Linked DNA regions of Homo sapiens: all the other regions are linked to region 5. Evidence: chromatin contacts called from ENCODE Hi-C or POLR2A ChIA-PET data. All regions are on one chromosome and are shown on one strand. The core of a region is the stretch at or near the end of the contact, and the rest is flanking DNA. Distances in the headings are between cores, read along the strand shown.

Region 1 (2,905 bases), core at 265-2,764, 270 kb before region 5:
CCTGTAGTCTCAGCTACCGGGAGGCTGAGGCAGGAGAATGGCGTGAACCCAGGAGGCGGAGCTTGCAAGTGAGCCAAGATGGCGCCACTGCACTCTTGGCCTGGGTGACAGAGGGAGACTCCGTCTCAAAAAAAAAAAAAAAAAAAAGCATGTGATCATCCACATTTTATCTCAGGCTCCTTAAAAAGAGGAAAAGGAACTTATGTCTACTAAAAATTATTGTGTGTGAATGTCCTACAAGAGTTCTAGGAGTTACTCTACTATCAAGATGTTTAGGAATTTGTCCATATTGAACAACATTCCTTCCTTAAAATGTCTGGCTATCATTCCATATCATTGTTGATTTCAGATTATTTAAACTCCATCAAAAACACGTCAGCTACCACTTGCAGCCTCAAGACTATACAGTTGTCCCTCAGTATCTATGTGGAATTGTACCAAAATCTGCACATGCTCTGTCCCTTGCACAGAATAACCTAGTATTTGCATATAACTTACACACATTCTCTCATATACTTTAAGTTATCTCTAGATCACTTATAATACTTAATACAATGCCTACACATCACCACATTCACGTGAATTCAACACAATGCTCGGCGGGTGGCAAATTCAACTTTTGCTTTTGGCAATTTTGTGGGTCTTTTTTTCCCCAACATTTTCAACCCGAGGTTGATTAAATCCATGGATGTGGAACCCAGGAATGTGGAGGACCAACTGCATACACAGATGTTACACCATTTTTAGAGAAAAGCTTGTACATTTTCAAAAAGTATTTGTGGTTAGTTTATTAACATTATTTAAATAATAACACAACCAGAGTTGATTTGCTGCCACTACCTTGGAAATATTTAAACATTATTAAAACTAAGCTACACATTCTAGTTTTATCTCTAAAATTAATGCTTTTAGGCTCAATTTATGCCTGTCAACAAGTAATGATCATAGATGTGAGCTGGCTCATAATCCAGAGGTACTAGGTTACAATGTGTTACCATGGAAACTGTGTTTTATTGCATTCTCTCTTCTTGATTTAAGGCATTTGACAATCATAGCAACTGTTTGCCAGTCTTCTCACATCATAAAAAATTCAAAACCACAAACAACCAATAGAAAAAAAAAAAGAAAAAAAGAAGGAATATCCTCTACTGTTCTCAGACCCCTCTAGAAACATAAAAAGGAAATGACAGCCTTATATTTAACACGAACCTTTTGTGAATAGTTTATCTCTTAGAAAGTCTAAATGTGTTGGAAAATTCAATCAGTGGTTAGTCATCGAATGGACCTGTCTGCCTATGGTTCATTTTGTTTATTGCATCATATATCTTTTATGATCACTGGGACTTTAGCCTGAAACAGCATTTTCTTTAACAAGGACCGTGTTTCCTTTAACGTTGTTTATTGCATCTGAAACATTACTCTTTGAAATCATGGTACATTTTCCATCGAGCAAAGGTCTGCAACCGAATCTTGCATGAATGTGTTTATTCAGGAGCTAGAGCAGAGGGGGAAAAAAAAAACCACCTTATCCAGTTCATGTAACATTAATCACTTTGCCAGTGTTCAGCTGAGGTCATTGCCACATTCCTAGCAGTATTAAGGCAAGTCAAGATTAATCACATACATTAAACCTTGGAAGGGGAGCACGTGAAAGGGATCTCAAATTAGACATGTCTTAAAAGACAGAGAAGGGACTGTAGCTAAATGGGTTTACCTTGCTGCAGTCTGTCTTGGATATAACTTGCTCGCTTTTACCACATGTAGTCATACAACTGCTATGAATCTGTAGGCCTTTTTCCTATTTCTGAAAGCTTATAAGTCAAATTTAAGGTCTTTCTGAGCATTCAAAATAAAGACTCATTCACCAAACATCTTTTAGTACATACTAAACACCAGGCACCTGCTAGGAGCTGTCCATGCCAAGATGAATGAGACATAGCCCTCCCTCTCTCTGCCTCCTCCAATAAGTGCATAACCCAACCAGGAGCACTAATACCACTAATACCATGTGCACTGGGAACATGATTTGGTGTGAGTACAGAAGGGAGAATGGCTGATTGTGATGGGAAATCAGAAAACACCGAAGTTAACTTCAGACAGGGAGAAAGATGAGAAAAGCAATCTAGACATAGGAAACAACATAAAGCCTTAGTGAGTGTTCATAGACTGATGAGTAATCTGTTGGGGCTGGGGCAGAAAGCAAGACTGTGTAGGAGAGTTGGAAGGCGTGGTAGAAGATGAGATTGTACAGTATCTTGGAGCCAGATTGCAAAAGTCTTTGAACATGTACTTTATTCTAAAAGGAATGAGAAAACTGTGAAGAATTTGAAGCAGAAAAGTTAGAATAATCAGATTGTATTGGAAAATGATTATTTGGGGCAAAGGCAGGTTGGATGGCAGATTAGTTGGTAAGAAACTAGAATCACTGTCTCCAAAGTGGAAGAGAGTACAAGTCATCCAGAAAAGCCGTGATAACAGCTTAAACCCATAGAGTGGAGAGAAACACTGTGGAGCCAGATATGACAGAACTAGTCAATAGAGTTCCGGAAGGGAGCCAGAGGGTGGACGGTGGAGCAAAAGGAATCTAAGAAGATGCCAAGGGATTTGGTTGTGTCAAATAAGCAGATGATAATGCCATGGACCAAGGCATGGAAGGTCATGGGAATGGTGATTTCTGTTAGGATGTTATGGCACTCATGAGTGACAACAGGGCTGGATACATTGATTTGGGGGTCATCAACTTATTCTTGATTGTTTAAGTCATAGAGGAAGATAAGACTATTACAGGCAAAAAAGTAGAAAAAGAAGGAGAGAGAGTCCAGGGAATATTTTATGGGAGAAAAACTATTTCCCATTTTTTTGTGATAGTTTTTACATTAAGAAAAACATTAGAGGCTTGAGGAAT
Region 2 (2,777 bases), core at 73-2,572, 480 kb after region 5:
TACTGAATGTATGTCCAATAAACAAACGTATAATGAGAAAACATTCAGTAAATGAACACCTACAGTTTATCTCTTGCCACTGTCACCTTCTAGGGACCTAGTCTCTTTATTAGGAAAAACAGGTGATAATTCAGAGGACATTCCTGCTGAAATAAAGAATCTCTGATAGACGTGTTGCTGGCTAGTTGCCCTTCCTATGTGCACATGTGATAACCTGTCCTTGTACTTGTCATGGCTGTTTAGCTTCTCTGCTTCACTAGAATATACAGGGAGAAACAGCTTAGGATGTGATACAATACATACATATTGGATGGCATAGTGACCCATCTCTCCTAAAGCTTGTAGTCATAAACTGTGAATTTATTTTTCTATCTTGAAAAATGTACACATTTTTTAGACTTAGTTGAAGACATCATGAATGTGTTTCATAATTAATATAGCTTATTTCATCCATTTTTCACATAGTTATTACACTTTCAATGCTATAATTCTTTTCATCTGATATACTGGGGCACCATATTGAAACTTATTAAGTGGACAGGGGTTAAAGAGAGGGTATGAGATCGAACTTATGGGGACTCCCCATTTCTAGAACTTCCTGAGGGTATTCTCATCTTTTAAATACCCCAAAGCCTATAGCAAAATCAGTGCCCATTAAATATTTGTTGGATTAGTTAATTAATATTTTTTAAAACAGGGTGAAATGGATTACAGAAAAGATTTTTTAAATTGAGGGCAAGGCATCGCTTTAGCAAGGCTTTTCTAGGACTTGTCTTTGTGGATAAAACCCATTTGGTAATTGCTCAGCTCTCTCCTTAATTTCATCTCTAAAGACAGAGTCAGAGTCCTCAGGAATATTATACTGATTATTAATATTTGCTTAAGTATTTCCACTAAATATAAAGTAGATAATGACAGTGGAAATACATGGACATAGTTTTGATTGGTAAATAGAAAATGATTCTGTTATTATTTCCCATGCTAGTAAATTAAATCTATCTTTTGGAGACCAGCTACATCTCTTGCTATGAAAATTTTCTTAGTATTCTTTTTATCAGGGTCGACTTAAAAGGCATTGCCAGATTTCTATGCAGACTAAAATACATACACTGATGTATTTTTCTAATGTGAGTGAACAAGTGAATGCAAAATAGGGAAATTCAGTAACTAACATGATAAAGTGGTGAAACCATGAAAAACACCAGATTGGAAAAAATAGCTGAGCGGGGGTTTTCAGTTCCCTTAACAACCAAGTAGGCAACTTGATTAATGGTGCAGATTGCAGGCAATTCAGTGACCACCTGAATGAACATAAGCAGAGCATAATCACCTGACAAATAGTGGCCCGAACGTTCTGCTTTTGAAATGAGAACTGAGTAAAACTCACATCCTAGCTGAACCAAATCACCCGGCAGCCTCAAATTAGACACGTATAGAAAGAAGTTTTTAAAGTTTCTAAAACATAGTCTAAAATATAGTACTGATTTACATTATCAAAAAGCAAATTAAGAATATGTCTACTTGTAAATAAGGAGTTCAGAGTGGGAAAATAGAGAAATATTCTCATTAGATTATTGCCCTCTTTCCCAGAAATAGATGAAAGACTTCAATTCTACATCAGGATCACTATTTCTATAATCTATAGTTGTTGTTTCTTTTGTTCCATTTTTATGTTCTCAACCATTTATCAACAGCTAAAGAGACCTATTAATCATTTTCTCTAACTGCTACACTTCATAGTGTATCAATTGTAGTCTTGAAATAAAAATAAGATAAATGATTTGGCATGAATTGTGGCCTGATGAACCAAGAACAAAGATCTGACACATGGTAGATCTAAAATTCCTGCCTTATGTTTAAAATGCGCACTTACTAGACTCTTCTGATTTGCCATTTCCTTCCTATTGGCATTCGGAAAGAAGTGCAGATTATAGAATAGGGAAGTTGAATCCAAATTAAATTGCATAGTGCTTGTAAAACGAGAATAAATGTGCCCAGTAACAGTAACACTATTCTTTTTTCTGTCTTTCAGTCTTTCATAAAGGAAGTACCAAATCTTGCCCATACAGGGTACATCACAATTATTATTGATCTTATGTATGAGGCAGGCTTCTCTGCAAGGTTACACAGCACCATGGGATGAATGATAACATTTTACTGAGTGACCAAGGGCTTTTAGTAAAGCCGGTGTTTTGTCTGAGTAAGCCCAGAAAGGAATATGTTAATATAAAAACCTTTAGAAAGATTACTGTTTATAGGTATTAAATGGGCAGTAAAATGATTAGGAGACGTCTAAAAATGTGAAAGAAGAAACATGATGTAGTTAATTTATAATGTTTAACATATGAGAGACTATGTTTTGATCCTGATTTGTGCAGAGGGCCAAACAATTGCCCAATGCAAGTGTAACTTTCTAGTGTACAGACCTGGGTCACAGAGGGCCAAAACAGGGCTGTCATTTTATTATTCCCTTGATATTTTAGTATGCAACTGACAAATACATTTATGACCACTCCCTGCCCTGTACCCACGCATTGTCAGTAATATTGCCAGGAGATTATGACCTTGGTTCTCACTGTGCCCATACAGCTTCAGCATTCTTCCCAACACACTCCTATTTAATCAGGATCAGCATAGGCTTGAGGGATCAATCCCTGATTATTTATTGTGATGTGGAGCAGCTAATTCTGTATGCCTTTTTTTTCTCATCTTTTAAAAGGCTAAGAGAGGATATAATAAAATAAATAATAAAATAACTATCATATGCAAACTGCATG
Region 3 (2,700 bases), core at 112-2,611, 380 kb before region 5:
GCTTCTAAACTGTGTCTCTTGAAGTTTGTCCGCCACCTCCCGCCCACATCATTTCCCCACAGTTGATCAGTTGACAGTAAAAAGACAGCAAGGAGGCTGATGTCTGGATGGCTGGATCATTTCTAAGCTGGGTATTTGCAGATCAGGGGTTTCCTGCACTTTGACAAGGATTTTTAAGCGAGTATGGTAAACAGAAAGTTGTAGATTGAGACTCTATAAAGGTGAATCAAAGTGTCTTTTGAAATCACTGGTTTCCCCATATCCCTATTGCCATATCCCTCATTATTCAGAGAAATTACAGAAAAGAGAGGTTAGCCTTCCAGGGTTACTAGTGATTTGCTGTGTTGACCTTTGACATGCTCTTTAATCTCTTAGGACTTTAGTATTTTCATCAATAATAATAACAACCTGTTCTAATTACATCACAGCCTTGCTAGGCAAATCATATGAGAGTAGTATATAAAAGATATACTACTATATTACTAGAACTAGATATTAAAAAAGGACTAGGTTAGCTTGTGTAAATAGCTTTTTAAATAATGAATGCTATGTGAATCAATATATTAATAATGAGAAAAATTAGATTTGCTTGAAAACAAAATGCTATTAAAAACAGGAAGAAGCCATGGGAAAAAAGTTTAATTTGTCATTATAACAGGTAAAGAATATTGCTATAGTCACCTTCATAATGCTCTGAGCTTCCTACCCTTACAGTGAACATTCAATACATTTGGAATAAAGAACACGTTTGAGATACACTATCAAATCAAAATGGTTTTCCTGGTTTGATCAGTGGTGGAAATCGAGGCTATTAATTTAATATCCACTCCTTCTCACCATGCACACTGGGTCATTATTTAACTGTGAGCAAATGGTCTAGGTGACTCTTAGCAAATCCTGAAAATATGTAATTTCCATTCCCACTACCAATTCCGATCAAGGCCATTCTGAAGTGCAGCAAATGAGTTTAAGTACAGGGTTGACACTGCACCGAGTACTGGCACTTTCTTGCTCCAGAGGAAGACAAATGTAAATGCTTGAAAAAACACAGTTGAGAGAATAATTGAAAATGCGTTCAATGTCTTCATCCTCTGAGAATATGTGTGTGCATGTGTGTATTTGTAGTTGCTCTTTCATAAAATGTGTATGTGTCTGTTTTGATTCTGAAGCTTCCCTCTGGTGTGGGTAGGTTTCACAGAGGGGTTCTGGCTTGTAAAGGTTAACCATGCAGAAATCAAGGCTTTGTGCATTTTTGCAAAGGTCACACTCATCAGCAGTTCCGGAAAGACTGCTGGGCAGGGCCATGGTAACCACCCCATGAGTGAACCATGGCTCTGGGTTTCATTTCCTTTAAGAACACCGCTACAGCCCCTGGTTGTGTCACCAAGAGATAAAGAGGCTGCTCAGTCACTTGAAATTCAATTTGTACATTACTCCAACCTAGCCCACCTCTTTCCTTCATGGTGTTTGGCAGCTGCTTGCTGGCACTCTGCATTTCAAATGCCTGAGCTGCAGGAAGCTGTTTAATAAGTGGGATAGGTTTTGATTAATGTAACAAGCTAAAAATAGACCATGATGTAATGCATATCTCAGCAGGAATCACAGAGCAAATTGGACGGTTTCAAAGGACCATGCTGCAGCAGAGAGTTTCTCTAAAGAAATATATTTATGTTTTTATAGCACCTTGAAGGGTCAAATTGTAGAATGAGTACATTTTGGACATGGAAGCTTGTCCTGTGGGTCTTTGAATAGCAATTATAGGTGACCACACAAGAAGCTCCAGAGAAAACTGGATATTTGACACTGACTCAGGTACACTAAGGGTCATCTATACTTCACCAAACACCCTGGTATTATTATTTTTAAAAACAGCAAAAGCGAATAGAAATGGTAGCAGTAAAATTCTGGCAGTATCTGTAAACTCAGTTATTTAAGTATTGCATTTAGTTTCGTCTAATGATCTAAAAGCCTCATGTAGTCCTATGTTTAAAGGCATTGATTTAAATTTCTCATTTCTTAGTGGATAAAATAATTAGAATTCATGTTGCTTGGTTTAAGAAAGACCAATGAAAAGAAAAGCAATAGACTTGTACGGCAAGATTCCCTTATATTTACTGAGAAATGGCACAATATGTAAATGAAATGTGGGATCACTTTTCTTAAGGGAGCAATAATTAAAGATTAAAAACAAAGTCTGGAATGTACTAAAAAGAAATGAAGGAAATAAATTCATTGTTTGTAATTGTTGTTTACTAAATCTATACATTGTAAGTTGCTAAAAATCACTTTGGATATTTAGTCAAAGTATGTGTGTCTGTGTATGTGTGTTGATGTGGTGTGGTGGGGGTAAGGGATGGGGGAAAATCTTCCCTTGCTATAAATGCAAATGAGTGTGTGGAAAAAATTATGTTTTTGTATTTTTCTCTACAAGTAATTTCACCTTCCCACTATGAGAATCTGTGTACTTTATAAATGGTCCCACACTCTGGTTACTGTAAAGATGTTGACTTGTTACCTTGCCAGTGAGGGAGAGCCAAAATTAACATTCTTAGGCTGTATGAGTAATATTTTTCCTAGAGAACTTGCCTATCTACTCAAAGTACTCATCTCATGGGATAGTCAATTAATACAACCAAGGTATAGATTCCATGAAAGTAAGTTAATGCCAAAAAGAGCAAAATTTGCCCAGCCAATGACCAC
Region 4 (2,820 bases), core at 176-2,675, 460 kb after region 5:
GAGGCACTGGGTTTCACAACACATGCAGTCAATTACCTGGATGGGGGCTAGGGGTCGCCAGGAGTTTAAGGACTACTTTTTAGAAATTTATTTGTTTGTCATTTACTAATTGTAGTGAGTTGAACAATGTTCCCCCCCAAATCTGTGTCAAACCAGAATCTCAGAATGTTATTTGGAAATAAGATCTTTGCAGATGTAGTTATTTAAAAATCTCAAGACGAAATTATCCCAGATATAAGGTGGGCACAAAGTTCAATGACAGGTATCCTTATAAAAGAGGAAAGGACACAGAGACCCAAGAAGAAGGCCATGTGGAAAGAGGGGCAGAGTTTGCAGTTATGTTGCCACAAGCCAAAGAACACCAGGAGCCACCACAAATTGGGAGAGGTAAGGAAGAATTCTCCCCTAAAGTCTTTGGAGGGAGCATAGTCCTGCTGACGTCTTGATTTCAGACTTCTGGCTCCCAGTGTTATGAGAAAATAATTTCTCGTTTTTAGACACCAAATTTTTTTATTATTTGTTATGGCATCCATATGAAATGAATACACCAGTGAAGCTATAAAGTATGAGAAAGTGGGGAGAAAGCTGAAAACTCTAAGAAATGACTTTGCTGGAGAAGGGGAAGTTCATGTCAAAGTTCATTAGCATTGAGATAAAAAAGATCAGTGCTATTCCCCATACACTGTACATTCTCCCTTGTGCCTTTATCCTAATTAATCAGATGCTGACCAGGCTTTGTATATTATCTGATGGCCATTCTCAGGAAAAGCAAGGATTTGCTGAGCTTTTGCACTTTTCTGAGATGGGGAAGGCACTGAGAAAAAGGGCGCATGACGATTTTACTACAGAAATTCTGCAGTGTGATTTGGCATCATGACAATTTGGCCATCTGCTTTGTGGAGGGAGTCCAGCACCATCAACGAGACAGTGTAATTTCTGTCACTTCTTAGAGAAGCATCCTTGTAACACAACAGTCCTTTGGTGGGTTCATTGTGTGGCAGTGTAAATTTTCATGACTAGGGTCCTCGTCCATCCTGGTTTGCCTCAGACAGCCCCAATTTATGCCTGTTGTCCTGGCTGAATTAATTACAGCCCTCCCTTTTTCACTTTGAAAAGTGTCCCTGTTTGGATGATAAATTATATAGCCACCTTAGCTATGACACAATCTCTCATTAAAAAAAAAAAAAAAAAGCTGTAAAGCTTTGCAAATTGATTTACTTTCATTTTCTTGCCAACCCCACAAGATTACTTACAATGTTTTGGAAATAGTAATTACATTTTTTTTTAAAGAGAGTTTTGCCTGGGAGTTAGAAAAGGGAAGTTCAAAAAGGGAAGTCTATGCTGTCTGTTTCCTAAAGACTGTTTCGCTCCTCCACAGCAGGTGCCCCCACCAGTGCCTCCCTACCCGCTCCCAGCTTTGGTGGCAGAGCAATGCCTCTATCCAGTGAAAGGAATTTGGCTGCTTCAGCAAGGTGACAACTGCACACATCCATATCTGCAAGGCAGGTGTAAGCTGGCATTTTGCCCAAGTCTAGCCAGACAGCTTCATAAATCCTGCCCTTACCACAGCCCGAATTACTTTTCATGACACAAAGCCAAGCTGTGTTATTCACCTAATGCCCCGATTTACAGTTCCCAAGACAAAAGAACATACAGATAGAGTTTCAGGGCTCTGTTTGCCTTCACGTTTATCTAAAGGTCAGTTTCAGGTCACGCTCAAGAAACCTGACAAATGGTGGTGAATAAACCTAAAAATAAATTAAATGCAAGTGGGAAACTTAAGCATTCCTTATTCTTGTGCCAAAAGAAAACTCAACCCAATTGACATTCTTTTAATATCTGAGATAAACAGCTGTTCTCTTATTCATGGCATCGTAGGGAATTATCATGCTCCCTTCAGCTCCTGCGCACATGTACATGTGTGTGCTTCCACATAAGGTACCCACATGTACACACATACACACGTCTCGGCGCAGTTCCCGTTTAGGTATTTGTTCTTGTGTCTTTAAGGACCTGAGTTCATGGAAGACTTGAGGGTCCTCAGAGTGAGAACTGCTCTTATCTGGAACAGTGCTGTGGTTGCCCAGGAGTACCACTCATGTCCTGCCAGGCTCAGGGGCACTAGGACGTCAAGCAGAAATCTCATCACTCTATGAACGAGAAAATCAGACCAACAAATGCCGGTCCTTGGAGAGAGATAATTGCTCATATGCCAGATTCATGAAGGTGAGAGTTGAGCAGTTAACCTGAAGAATGCTTCATGCAAATAGGCTTAGAACTGCGGAACAAGAAAGTGCTGGAGCCCCACCAACTGAAAATACCTCTGCAGAAACCTCAAGACCTCAACAGTCCATTGCCGAGTTGTTGGCCATGACAGGGCTTCTAGAGCAGCACTTAATTTACCCTTGGTAATTCTAAGGAAAATGATAGACAACAACAAAAAACCCACCTTCTGCCCTTCAGAAAACTGCAATAGACTTTGAGATCTACCCCACTATGCTGTGTTTTTCTATATGTAAACCTTCTCTATGATGTAGATTTTCCTTCCTCCCACTCCATCCCCAAACCCCCAGCCTCGCTTTTCTATTCACAAGATTGGGACAGAAATTTCACTAAGAGAAGTAAGACACTGCTGGAGAAGAAACACACTGAGCCCATCACATTTCACAGTGGGTTTGTAAATTCCAGCTGCCTCTGTTAGGGTTACAGAACAAGCCCAGAGTTGTTTCTAAAGACATAGTCAAGTAAAACTCATCACTGTCAAGCTTCTGAATGCAAGGAAGAAGTGTGGCAGATGAATGTGTTTCTGTGACTGGTTTG
Region 5 (2,700 bases), core at 19-2,518:
AGAGTGCAGTGGTGCTATCTCGGCTGACTGCAAGCTCCGCTACCCAAGTTCACGCCATTCTCCTGCCTCAGCCTCCCTAGTTGCTGGAACTACAGGCGCCCGCCACCGAGCCCGGCTAATGTTTTGTATTTTTAGTAGAGACGGGGTTTCACAGTGTTAGCCAGGATGGTCTTGATCTCCTGACCTGGTGATCCGTCCGCCTCGGCCCCCCAAAGTGCTGGGATTACAGGCGTGAGCCACCGTGCCCGGCCTCTGTGAAGGATATGAATGTTTACATATCTGTAAGCCACAAAACTCATATTCATTTTCAATTTCTTGTTACTCTCCATGATAGAAAGCAGAATGGGGCTGCTCACAAAACCCAGTGGATGACAGAGGTTTAGGCCTCCTTCATGAAGTTCCATAGGAGTTGTTCCCTGTCCACAGTGAATTGTAGCAGGAAGTAGAGTTGCTCACTGCTAGTCTCCTCTTTCACACACTTCTTAGGGGAGTCTCACACAGTTGTTATACCATCTTCAATCCCTAGGAATGTTCCCCTTCAAAATTACTCCTTCTAATGAGTGAGGTTCTCTAGCAATTACAAGTCTGCTTTCAAATTCTAGTGGCTCAATTGTGTATAAAGAGGAATGGAAATATGCCTGTTATTCTGGTGTCATTATTCATGCTCTTGCTCTATTCATCTTCCTTATAGCCACAGTCATTTTAATCCATCTCTGATACTCACTCACTAGCTTAACCAACCCTCAGACCCAGGTGTGGTCTACCCCTCACACACCACTTGCAGCTGGGGAACTATCTTTCAAACTTGTTTCTCCAAGTTGCTTAGTTCAGGTAACTTTTCCTGTACTCTGTCTTTGCCAAAACATCAGCTTTTAAGGCCTGCTCGTTCTTTTAAGAAGCAACACTAAAAAACAAGTGTTTAGATTAGAAGAAGGTGTACAGGACAGACTTCAGACAGGTGGAAATTTAGAAAATAGATTAAGCCTCTTGGGTGGCATTTTAAAGAATTTGTACTTCTAGAATTCATACTGCATCCAGATCCGGAAGAAGTCAAAATAGCAGGGACGGGGAGGTGATATGACAATGTCAAAAAAGTTACAGGCTGAAATGAAATATGAAAGAGGAAGTTTTACACCTTTTAAGGGGGCACAATCGGTATAGCCATTTAGTTTCTGTGGCTGTGCTATACCACATAGACTGTTAATTGTCATGAATCTGCTTTTCCTCTGAGGGTCTATTTATATCCTGTTGGAGAGCCAGTGGCACTGAGTCATGGCAATGTGCAGAGCTAGAATTAAGCAAGCTGGTGATTACTTATGCCTGTACAAGCAAGGGGCCAGTCCTTTGGGCAAAATTTCAGGAGCATTCCCTTCCATCTGCTGATAAAAAAGCCTTTTCTATGTTGGGCTATTGCAGTTAAAGCAACTCCTTTGGAGAAGACAAAGTGGTATAGTAAAAAAGGACTGAACATAGATCAGTTCTGGTTATGAATCTTGATTTATTCCTTAATACTGCATTGACCTTGGTCAAGTCAATTACTATCTGGGAACCTTAAATTTACCACCACTGAGTTAGAAATATTTATTTATTTTTCTTTTCTTTTTTTTTTTATTTTGGAGACAGGGTTTCACTCTTTTACCCAGGCTGGAGTACAGTGGTGCAATCCTAGCCCACTGCAATCTCAAACTCCTGGGCTCAAGTGATCCACTCCCCTCAGCCTCCCAAGTAGCTAGAACTACAGGCGCAAGCCACCATGCCTGTTTAATTTTTGAATTTTTTGTAGAAACAAGATCTCTCTATGTGATCAAGCTGGTCTCAAACTCCTGGCCTCAAGTGATCCTCCTGCCTCGGCCTCCCAAAGTGTTGGGATTACAGATGTGAGCTGCCATGCCTAGCTGGAAATATGGAGTTACAGATGTGAGCTTCCATGCCCAGCTGGAAATATTTATATTTTTATATCTTGTGCCCTTCTGGGATCAATGAGAGGATGAAATGGGATAGCATATTTGTTGACACTATAGAAACAATAACATGCTTTAGGCAGCTCAATGGTCAAACCAGGCAAGCTCTGTTAAGAAGAAATATATTCTGCTTACAGTAGCAAACTATCTAATTATCAGCCACAATCTCTAAGTTCATTAGGAATCTTTTAGTTGTGAGGGACACAAATGGTCTCCAGTGTCGTTAAGCAAATAGGTGAAATTTCACAAAGTTCTTGGGGGCTTCAGAATTGATAGGAGATTGAAGAACTAGAATTGGGAAAGTGGACAGAAGCCAGGAGAGTCAACAATCAGGGAGTAGTGCCGTCATGTTTTAGCAGAAGCAGCCTGACCAGAATGTCACTACCACCAGTACTATAGGACAGGACTTCTGCTACTGAAGGGACAACCTCTCCATCTGCAGCCTCCTCCTCAATTAATGAGGATATTCCTTCCTATCACATCTCCTGCTGTAGGTGAATCCAAGCAGTTCTCGTGCTTTGGCATTACAATGCTAGGATTCAAAGCCCTAGACAAGAGCATCTTCTAGGCCAGCTCTGGGTCATATATGCATAAGGTGACTACCCCTGTTTCTGGGGAGGGAGGATCTGGTGCCTTCAGCTTCCCCCAAAGGATTCAGGGAACTGCTACCATCAAGTCTATACACACTGGGGAGTTACAAATGTTTAGCTGACATTTATTATTTAGAACTTAGCTGATT

The links. Hi-C counts contacts between places; a loop is a spot of excess contacts on that map. ChIA-PET counts read pairs that join two places held with the same protein, here RNA polymerase II (POLR2A). Pooled maps may share reads with other maps.
Region 1: a map with no recorded cell type shows a loop between it and region 5 (2.1-fold over the local background). The contact joins two enhancer-like sites. A Hi-C loop is called at or near these places in 3 of 37 single-sample maps with no recorded cell type and 2 of 50 pooled maps. POLR2A ChIA-PET finds 5 or more read pairs at or near these places in 2 of 52 experiments (H1 and OCI-LY7).
Region 2: a map with no recorded cell type shows a loop between it and region 5 (3-fold over the local background). The contact joins two enhancer-like sites. A Hi-C loop is called at or near these places in 3 of 37 single-sample maps with no recorded cell type and 4 of 50 pooled maps. POLR2A ChIA-PET finds 5 or more read pairs at or near these places in 2 of 52 experiments (GM12878 and endothelial cell of umbilical vein).
Region 3: a map of aorta shows a loop between it and region 5 (3-fold over the local background). The contact joins two enhancer-like sites. A Hi-C loop is called at or near these places in 3 of 168 maps with a recorded cell type or tissue (Caco-2, aorta and ascending aorta), 7 of 37 single-sample maps with no recorded cell type and 7 of 50 pooled maps.
Region 4: a loop to region 5 is called in a map with no recorded cell type, with 4 times the contacts of the local background. The contact joins two enhancer-like sites. A Hi-C loop is called at or near these places in 18 of 37 single-sample maps with no recorded cell type and 4 of 50 pooled maps.

Annotation. Positions count from the first base shown.
Region 1 is chr5:124,789,731-124,792,635 of GRCh38, reverse strand. No RefSeq gene overlaps it. Among named protein-coding and RNA genes, the nearest start is that of ZNF608, 45 kb to the right of the region's middle. Within about 2 kb of position 1,514, at least 3 of the 41 ENCODE cell types and tissues checked have a DNase peak (open chromatin) inside an H3K27ac peak, as active enhancers do.
Region 2 is chr5:124,033,641-124,036,417 of GRCh38, reverse strand. No RefSeq gene overlaps it. Among named protein-coding and RNA genes, the nearest start is that of LINC01170, 400 kb to the left of the region's middle. RefSeq lists an enhancer at 1,080-1,129. Within about 2 kb of position 1,322, at least 2 of the 41 ENCODE cell types and tissues checked have a DNase peak (open chromatin) inside an H3K27ac peak, as active enhancers do.
Region 3 is chr5:124,901,097-124,903,796 of GRCh38, reverse strand. No RefSeq gene overlaps it. Among named protein-coding and RNA genes, the nearest start is that of ZNF608, 160 kb to the right of the region's middle. Within about 2 kb of position 1,361, at least 9 of the 41 ENCODE cell types and tissues checked have a DNase peak (open chromatin) inside an H3K27ac peak, as active enhancers do.
Region 4 is chr5:124,056,001-124,058,820 of GRCh38, reverse strand. No RefSeq gene overlaps it. Among named protein-coding and RNA genes, the nearest start is that of LINC01170, 380 kb to the left of the region's middle. RefSeq lists an enhancer at 1,920-2,109. Within about 2 kb of position 1,425, at least 10 of the 41 ENCODE cell types and tissues checked have a DNase peak (open chromatin) inside an H3K27ac peak, as active enhancers do.
Region 5 is chr5:124,518,159-124,520,858 of GRCh38, reverse strand. No RefSeq gene overlaps it. Among named protein-coding and RNA genes, the nearest start is that of LINC01170, 81 kb to the right of the region's middle. Within about 2 kb of position 1,268, at least 4 of the 41 ENCODE cell types and tissues checked have a DNase peak (open chromatin) inside an H3K27ac peak, as active enhancers do.